Linked DNA regions of Homo sapiens: region 2 is linked to region 1. A link is a contact called in ENCODE Hi-C data. All regions are on one chromosome and are shown on one strand. Each heading gives the region's core, a stretch centred on a gene start or an enhancer-like site at or near the end of the contact. The rest is flanking DNA. Distances are from core to core; before and after follow the strand shown. Region 1 holds the start of RHOU (ras homolog family member U). Region 2 overlaps NUP133 (nucleoporin 133).

The links. Hi-C counts contacts between places; a loop is a spot of excess contacts on that map. Pooled maps may share reads with other maps.
Region 2: a pooled map shows a loop between it and region 1 (6-fold over the local background). The contact joins the enhancer-like site here to the promoter of RHOU in region 1. A Hi-C loop is called at or near these places in 1 of 168 maps with a recorded cell type or tissue (CD4-positive, alpha-beta T cell) and 9 of 50 pooled maps.

What each region holds. Positions count from the first base shown.
Region 1 is chr1:228,733,701-228,737,693 of GRCh38, forward strand. It overlaps RHOU (ras homolog family member U), which reads left to right and starts at 1,779. Exons shown (of 3, transcript NM_021205.6): 1 at 1,779-2,304; 2 at 3,973-3,993. The coding sequence starts at 2,043.
Region 2 is chr1:229,479,512-229,483,515 of GRCh38, forward strand. All of the region lies in intron 12 of NUP133 (nucleoporin 133), which reads right to left. Among named protein-coding and RNA genes, the nearest start is that of NUP133, 27 kb to the right of the region's middle. RefSeq lists an enhancer at 294-343. Within about 2 kb of position 2,645, at least 2 of the 41 ENCODE cell types and tissues checked have a DNase peak (open chromatin) inside an H3K27ac peak, as active enhancers do.

The DNA.
Region 1 (3,993 bases), core at 529-3,028:
TGTTGGGGAAAGTAAGACAGTTAAGGGCACCAATGTGACTCTCACAGAGGGTCATAGGTATGTCAGTGGTAGCCATTCCTATACCTGGATGGCTAGCAACAACATATCTACATAGGAGAACTGTAAACCACATAAATATATCCTGTCATCACAGCCAGGGCGAGGGAGAGGCAAGTCAGGTACCTGAGGCTCAAAACTTAACATTGGCACTTGCCTGACCCTGAGAGTAAGGGCCCTCTAAATTTGTTGTTTTTTGATATTGCCTCTGAATGCTCAATTTGTCATAAATTTTGCATCCTTGACATCCCCCTTATCTCACCTTCATCCTGATTCTGTATCCCATTACACCCAAACAACCTGTTTGGGTCTCCCCAACTTCACTTTCTTTGGCTGATCCCCAAAATCTTCATGGCCTCTTCAAAGTCACTCAATATGAGGGTAAGTTACAGTTTAAAAAGACAGTGAACATAACTGGTGGTGATTAAAATACTTTTTTTTTTTTCAAAATTTACAGAAACATATTACCACGTGTACACATTGCTAGGTCTTCCAATGTGAAAGTGTCCTTTGCAAGTCAGGGGTCCTGGATTCAAGCTTCTAACTTCTTGATAAATCCATCTCTGCATTCTGACCATGGCCATACGTTCAAGATTACGTTTATCATACTGACTTATTTTTGCCTCCAGGATTTTGGTTAGAAGCTCAGGCTCTGGGGCTAGACTATTTGGGTTTGGATCCTGGCATTGCCACTTACTAGCTTGTGGAATCCCAAAACGTTACTTAATATCTCTGTGCCTCAGGTGTTCTCATCTGTAAGTAATGTTAAGATTAAAAGAATTAGTTCTTGAAGAGTGCTTACAACAGTATCTGACACATTATGAAAGTTCAGTATTTGTTATTGTTATTTTTACTACCACTAGTATCAATGTGTATTAATAATATGTGGCCCTTCTCACACCACGCTGTACACCCCCAGGACTCTTGGTATTCTGACTTGGCTAAGAGGCGTCCTTTTTCTGAATAGACTGTTGACCACATGTAGAAGGAAGGCAGAGAGAGAAATGAATCAAAGGGAAACGGAATATTTTTTCAGACATATTAATGTCTCCGAATTACCTTTAAGTAAATGAAGGAATTGGGGGTATAAAAAAATTTCTGGAGCATACATGTATAAAGGTTCACGGCATGCCGAAAGACAAAGTCAAAGGAGCATTCACAATGGAGCTGGCATCCTTTTGCTTCAAAATGAGAAAAAATCACACGATCAGCTGCAGTTAGACTTAAGGAAAAAAGCTGTCTGTTAATTCAATCTCATTCGCAGGACAGGCCTCCAGGACACTTCATTTTTCCCCCTGGGTGGAGCCGTGGCCAGCCGGGGGCTCCACGGAGTGAATAGGAGGCGGCTCAGGCTTCCTGGCTCGCGTGGGCGCCAGAAAGCGGAACCTCCCGGGCCAGTCGCGCGGTGGTCACCCTCTTGGGAGCTGGGGAGGAGGCTGCGGAGGCTGGCCCGGCTCCTTCGGGCGTCGCTTCCCGGACCGGGTGCGCGGGGTCCCCCGGAACGTGTGTTCCAGGTCCTCCCGCGCCAGTGTTCGCAGTCCCCGCCTGGTCGCGGCGGCGCCTCGGGCGCGGGTGCAGGCGCGCGGCGCGCAGGCGGGGGGCGCTGTGGTCTTGGCGCGGGGACCGAGCCGCTCGGCCAGACCCGCCTCTTTTCCCTCCCCGCCAGCCCGCCCGCCTGCCCGCCCCCCACGCGTCGTGTCGCCGGGAAGCCGGGCGGAGACAGAGCGCTTGGGATCCACGGCGCTCGGACCGCTGTCCTCCAACAGCGCAGGGCAGAGCGGCTGGCGCCGCCGGAGCGCGGAGCCACGACCCTCCCTGGCCGCCTTTGTCTACTGGCCGTGCGGCCCGGAACCGCCACTCTCCAGGGCCGGGGACGCGCCCGCAGCTGTCGGTGACAGCTCCTCCCTACCGCAACCCTCCGGGGCGGAGGGGCGGTCGGGCCGGGCCCTGCTAGCCCGCGACCGCAAGCCCGCGCTCGCGGATCGATGCCCCCGCAGCAGGGGGACCCCGCGTTCCCCGACCGCTGCGAGGCGCCTCCGGTGCCGCCGCGTCGGGAGCGCGGTGGACGCGGGGGACGCGGGCCTGGGGAGCCGGGGGGCCGGGGGCGTGCGGGGGGTGCCGAGGGGCGCGGCGTCAAGTGCGTGCTGGTCGGCGACGGCGCGGTGGGCAAGACGAGCCTGGTGGTGAGCTACACCACCAACGGCTACCCCACCGAGTACATCCCTACTGCCTTCGACAACTTCTCCGGTGAGCTGGCCGGGGGGCCGGGGCCGGGGGCGCGTGGCCGCGGTCCACCCAGGGGAAGGAAGGTGGCGCGAGGGTCGCGAGGTTCCCAAGGGGGCTGCAGGGCCCCGGGCGCGGCTCCAGCTGGGAAGCCGGACAAATGAGGAGTGCAGGACGTTTCCTGAGTCTCAGGGACCGGGCAAGCGCGGAGCTAACACGAAAGGACCACGGCGGAGTGGGCTTGGAGAGAGGAGGGCGGAGCGGCAGTCAGAGCCTTGCCAAAAAAAAAAAAAAAAAAAATCTCACAATTTAAGCAACAGATAAGTAGGAGTGAAACAGGTTGAGTTCAGGGTGCCCGGTCAGTTTGTTGCATAGAGCAAAGTTTCCTGAGGGCGACGTCGCTGGCGCCGCTGCAGAGTTTCAATCAGAAGGTGACGCGCAGGTGCCTTTACCTGAGCGTCGCTCCTTTGCTTTTAGGCGGCTCAGCTCACAAGGGGCGTCTCCGCTTTAAAGAGCCGCGGAGACGCCGGGAAAACACTTGATTTAGTGAAAAAGCGCGAGCGGCCCTCGTGAAGGCTTAGGTTTGGATGAAACCTGAAGAGTAAACACCATTTCTTTCTTCTGAGCCCCACCACCTTCCCTGCCCACATGGGCTCGGATTCTGATTGTTGGTATCTTTTCAGGATCCCTTTAAGCTACTTAAAGCTCCTATGTACCGGGTGCGATGCCATTTCCCTTGGTAGATACAAAGAGAAAGGAATTCTCTATCTTGCTATTCAGGTCTTTTTGAAATTTAAGAAAAAGTTAAAATTCACAGAAACTAGTATGAAACACTTAACTGTCTTGCTTCTTTAAAAAAAAATTGCTTCTCTGACCTTCCTTTCATCCCAAAGGTACCTTAGAGAAATGGGTGCTGTACTGGTGGGTTCCCACCGCAGGGTATTGTTTCTTCCCCTCCCCCCACCCCACCCCTGCAGCTGACTAGTATAAATATTTAGAAACAATTAGAAAGTTGTGTAGAAAGAGACAAAACTGACTGCTTAATTAAAATAGAAACCTCCACAACATGTCCTGCTGCAGGCCTCTCCACACTCCCCGAGTCCCCGGATCCCAGTGGAAAGGGGGCCATGGCTTTCTTTTTTCTTTTTTAATCCTCCTTTTGACCTGACATAGAGATAAGGAGTGCCCTCATTTCTTAAACAGGACAATGCGGGCAGCCTGTGTTTGCACATGTTCTCAAAACACACTAGAATTGTATGATAAACCCTGAAGTTGGGGAACCTTTCCCAAGGGAAAACAGAATTATTTGTGAGGTTTTCCACTGATTTAAAACTGCAGGGTTGCTTCCCATTTACCCCCAGTGTTGTTTTTAGGTCCTTTGAAACAAGTGTGACAGGAAAATAAATCTTCCAGGACTGGGAGAAAAGCATAGGCCTTTTTAGGGTCACCATCAAAGCGTTCAGGGATTTGCTGCCTGGTTCACGGTAATGGAGTGACTTGCCAGCCGTGGGTTTGTATACAAAAATGCCTCCACAGGGCCTCCTTGTTTTTGGCTAGTCTTTAATTCATTAGAGGACCTAAAATAGGAGCAAAGGGGTTTGGAGTGAGAATGATAGTGAAAGCTAAAACTATTAGTATTCCGAAAGGGGTTAAAAGACACCTCCTGATTGTCATTTTGGTTTTGTTTTTAAGCGGTGGTGTCTGTGGATGGGC
Region 2 (4,004 bases), core at 1,395-3,894, 750 kb after region 1:
CACTGGGGGTCTTAAGACATATCCCCCTGTGGGTAAGGGGGAACAACTGTATAAGAATGACTCCTCTGTTGTTGCTTTGAACTGAAGAGATGGTAGTGCTTGTCACTGGAGCAGGGGGTAAGGATGGAAGAATAAGCTTTGGAGAAGATAAGCTCGGTTTTGGATACGTTGAAACTCAAGTGCCTATGAAATATGTACTGCTGCTGGACACTCTCCATTTTCACATAATGGCCCGGGTCATGGTACATCTGTTTCTTCAGCAAATGAAGCCAAGGAGGAGAAAAGATCACCGAGGGAGTAGACAGAGAGGGAATGTGGTCGACAACTGAGAATGTAGACATCCTTTCAGGTGGTTTAGCCATCAACAGGAACAAACAGATAAGGTGGTAACTCAAAGGACGCAAAGTCAAAGACTGGTCTTTTTACAAATGGCAGACTAAATATGATTAATTGCTGATGAGAAGGAGCCAGCACGAGAAAGGTCAAAGGACAGAGGAAAGGGAGAACTGAAAGGATGTAGTCTTAAGTGAAGCAGGAGAGAGTGGCCTTCAAAACAAAGAGCAGTCTCTGATAGGAAGAAGAGTACACTTCCTACTTTATTGGGAGGGAAAGAGGAACAGGATTTGGGATCCAGATACATTCATAGCTAGTAAGCTAGGAGGTACAGGGAGCTCTTATCAAGGGCTTCTGTGATCTCTGTGAAGTAGGAAGTTAAGTCCTCTGCTAAGTCTGAGGGAAGTGGGAGGAGACTGGAAAAGGGCTGTCATGGTCCCTTGGTAGAACAGGAGACACAGCTGACTGGAGAAACGCAGAAAAACTCTTGAAAGCGTGAAAGGCCAGGGTGAAGCTGGTGACCCAGTCACGCTACAGGTTATGAAAATACAAAGGTGACTATGGCAAGATTTAATAAAAAATTACAGAAAAAGTTCCCCAAAACTCTCATGAACAAAAGATTTAGTGTTTTTTGGGCTAAATAAAATGAAAACCAAAATAACATAAAAATCAATTTCAAAGAAATGATGCTATAAAAACAGTAATATTACCTTAGCAAAAGATTAAACAGACAGTCACACTTAAAAGTGTTATCTACCAATTGTGACCCCAGGGGCCATCTGGCAATGTCTGACGATAACTTTGGGCATCACAAGTTGGGGGAAAGGGTGCTAATGGCATCTAGCAGGAAGTGGCTGGTGATGCTGTTAAACAGCTTACAATGCACCGCTGGAGTGCGGTGACGGGATCTCGGCTCACTACAACCTCCGCCACCTGGGTTCAAGCGATTCTCCTGCCTCAGTCTCCTGAGTAGCTGAGATTACAGGCATGTGCCACCACACCCAGCTATTTTTTTTTTTTTTTTTTTTTAAGAAGAGACAAGGTTTCACCATGTTGGTCAGGCTGGTCTCGAAGTCCTGATCTCAAATGATCTGCCTGCCTTGGCCTCCAAAGTACTGGGATTACAGGTGTGAACCATCACACCCGGCCTCAAATGACAATGTTAATGGGGTTGAGAAATCCAGCTTTAAAGGCACCACAATTCTGTTTGTAAGGAGTCTACATCTTTAAGAGAGCTAGCTGACACTCCCCCAGAAATCATCCCTTATTAAGTCCATAGTACTTCACCCATGTTGGGCAGGATGAGTTCAGCACAGCTGTGCTACAGGGCCCATGACACTGTTCCTGAGGGTACTGCTTGCTCAGGACTTAGATCAGGGGTCCCTTCTTGTGCCTAATAATTTTCCCCTGTAAAACATCTTAAGATGACTACACCAGGTTGAATAGTGTCTCCCACAAATTCATATCTACCCAGTGCCTCAAAATGCAACCTTATTTGGAAATAAGGTTTTTGCAGATACAATTTGTTAAATTATGATGAGTCTAAATCCAATGACTGATGTCCTTATAAGAAGGCCACGTGGGCTGGGCATGGTGGCTCACACCTGTAATCCCAGCACTCTGGGAGGCTGTGGTGGGTGGATCTTGAGTCCAGGAGTTTGAGCCCAGCCTGGCCAACATGGTGAAACCTCGTCTCTATTAAAAATTCAAAAAATTAGCCGGGCATGGCAGTGTGCACCTGCTGCTTGGGAGGCTGAGGCAGAAGAATTGCTTGAACCAGGGAGGCAGAGGTTGCAGTGAGCCGAGATCACACCACTGCACTCTGGCCTGGATGACAGAGTGAGACTCTGTCTCAAAAAAAAAAAAAAAGGCCATGTGAATGTGAGGACAGCTACGTGACAATGGAGGCAGAAACTGGAGTGACACATCTACAAACCAAGGATTGCTAGCAGCCACCCGGAGCTGAGAGAGGTGAAGACAGATCCTTTCTCAGAGCTTTCAGAGGGAGGGCCCTGCTCATGCCTCGCTCTCAGACTTCTGGCCTCCAGAACTGTGAGAGAAGACACTTGCGTTGTTTGAAGCTCCTGGCTTGTGGTGATTTGTTATGGCAGCCACAGGAAACAAATCTAATGACTGGTCACTTGCTGCATTATCATTTACATTTTGAGATGCCACAAATGTGACAGAATTTTAATTACAGGATAAACTTGTGAAAGATAAAAACACAGTACTTCAACTGAGATTTTTGAAGACTGAACCATGTAAAAGAACAAGATTAAAAGAATATAATTTTAAACAGAAACAAAAAACTTGCCTAATGGTGCCCCCTTCTGGTGACAAACTAAGCTCAGTAGATCACGAGGTACAGAATGTTAGAACTGTAAAAGCACTTTGGAATCTGTTGTCTCTGTGAGTGAGCCGCTATGCATCAGACACCAGTATGAGTGGGATTATGGAACCATGGGCTCAGAACTGGGGGAAATGAAGGTAGTACACTCAGTATATTCCTTCAAAACAAAGATCTGACGATAAACTAATGATCCTTTAGCCATGCTAACTCCCACCCCACTCAATACTTCGAAAAGGAAGAAACAGAAACACAATGGCAGAAATGTTCAGCATCTGTCCAAAGTTTCCCACAGCTAACAAGGGGCAGAGCAGGGGGGCTGGATCACCATTTTCCTGAGTATTTATTCAAATGTGAATTTGCCATACCTTTTAAGGAAAGTACCAGAATACATGAGCAGAATACATGTCTAAGATAAACTGAAATCTGCATTTGCCTTAAACCCAGAAGAGTATTAGAGCAGCAAGTGTGACCAAGTGAGGACAATCACTCCCCACCCCATACGCGCATCTGCTTAGGCACGCTCTCACTACAGCTGGACTTGCTCTGGCCAACAGGACACTAGCAAACGCCATCCAAGCAAAGACTTAAAGAGTGTGCACTGACACTTGTTCTCTTGCCACTCTAGAACCCTGTGATACATGAATAAGCCCAGGGCAGCCTGCTAGTTGAGGAGACATCACAGGAATAGAGAGCGAGCTGGCCAGCCTATGGCCCAGAAATGTGAGTACGGTAAAGAGCAGCCAGCCCAGCTGCAGACCAAAATGAGTGAGCCTACTCCGAAAAGTAAAACTGCCCCGAGTCCAGCCCCAACAGTCAAACTGCAGAATTGTCAGCTATGTTAAATGAGTCACTAAGGTTTGTGGTGATTTTGCGTAAAGCAAAACTCAACTAATAGGCCAGGTCTAATTCTTTTGCTTTTTTTGAGACAGGGACTTGATCTGTCACTCAGGCTAGAATGCAGTGGTGTGATTATGGCTCACAGTAGACTTGGCCTCCCGGGCTCATATGATCCTCCCAACTCAGCCTCTGAGTAGCTGGGACTAGAGGCGTGCATCACCATGCCCGGCTAATTATTTTTAAAATTTTTCTTTGTAGAGATGAGGTCTATGTTGTCCAGACTGGTCTCGAACTTCCGGGCTCAAGAGATCCTTCTGCCTCAGCCTCCCAAAGTGCTGGAATTACAGGTGTGAGCCACCACACCAGGCCATAATTCTTTAATATTACCAATAAAACTTTGCATGCGGCTGGAAGTGGTGGCTCACGCCTGTAATCCCAGCACTTTAGGAGTCAGCCTAAAATCAGGAGTTTGAGACTAGCCTGG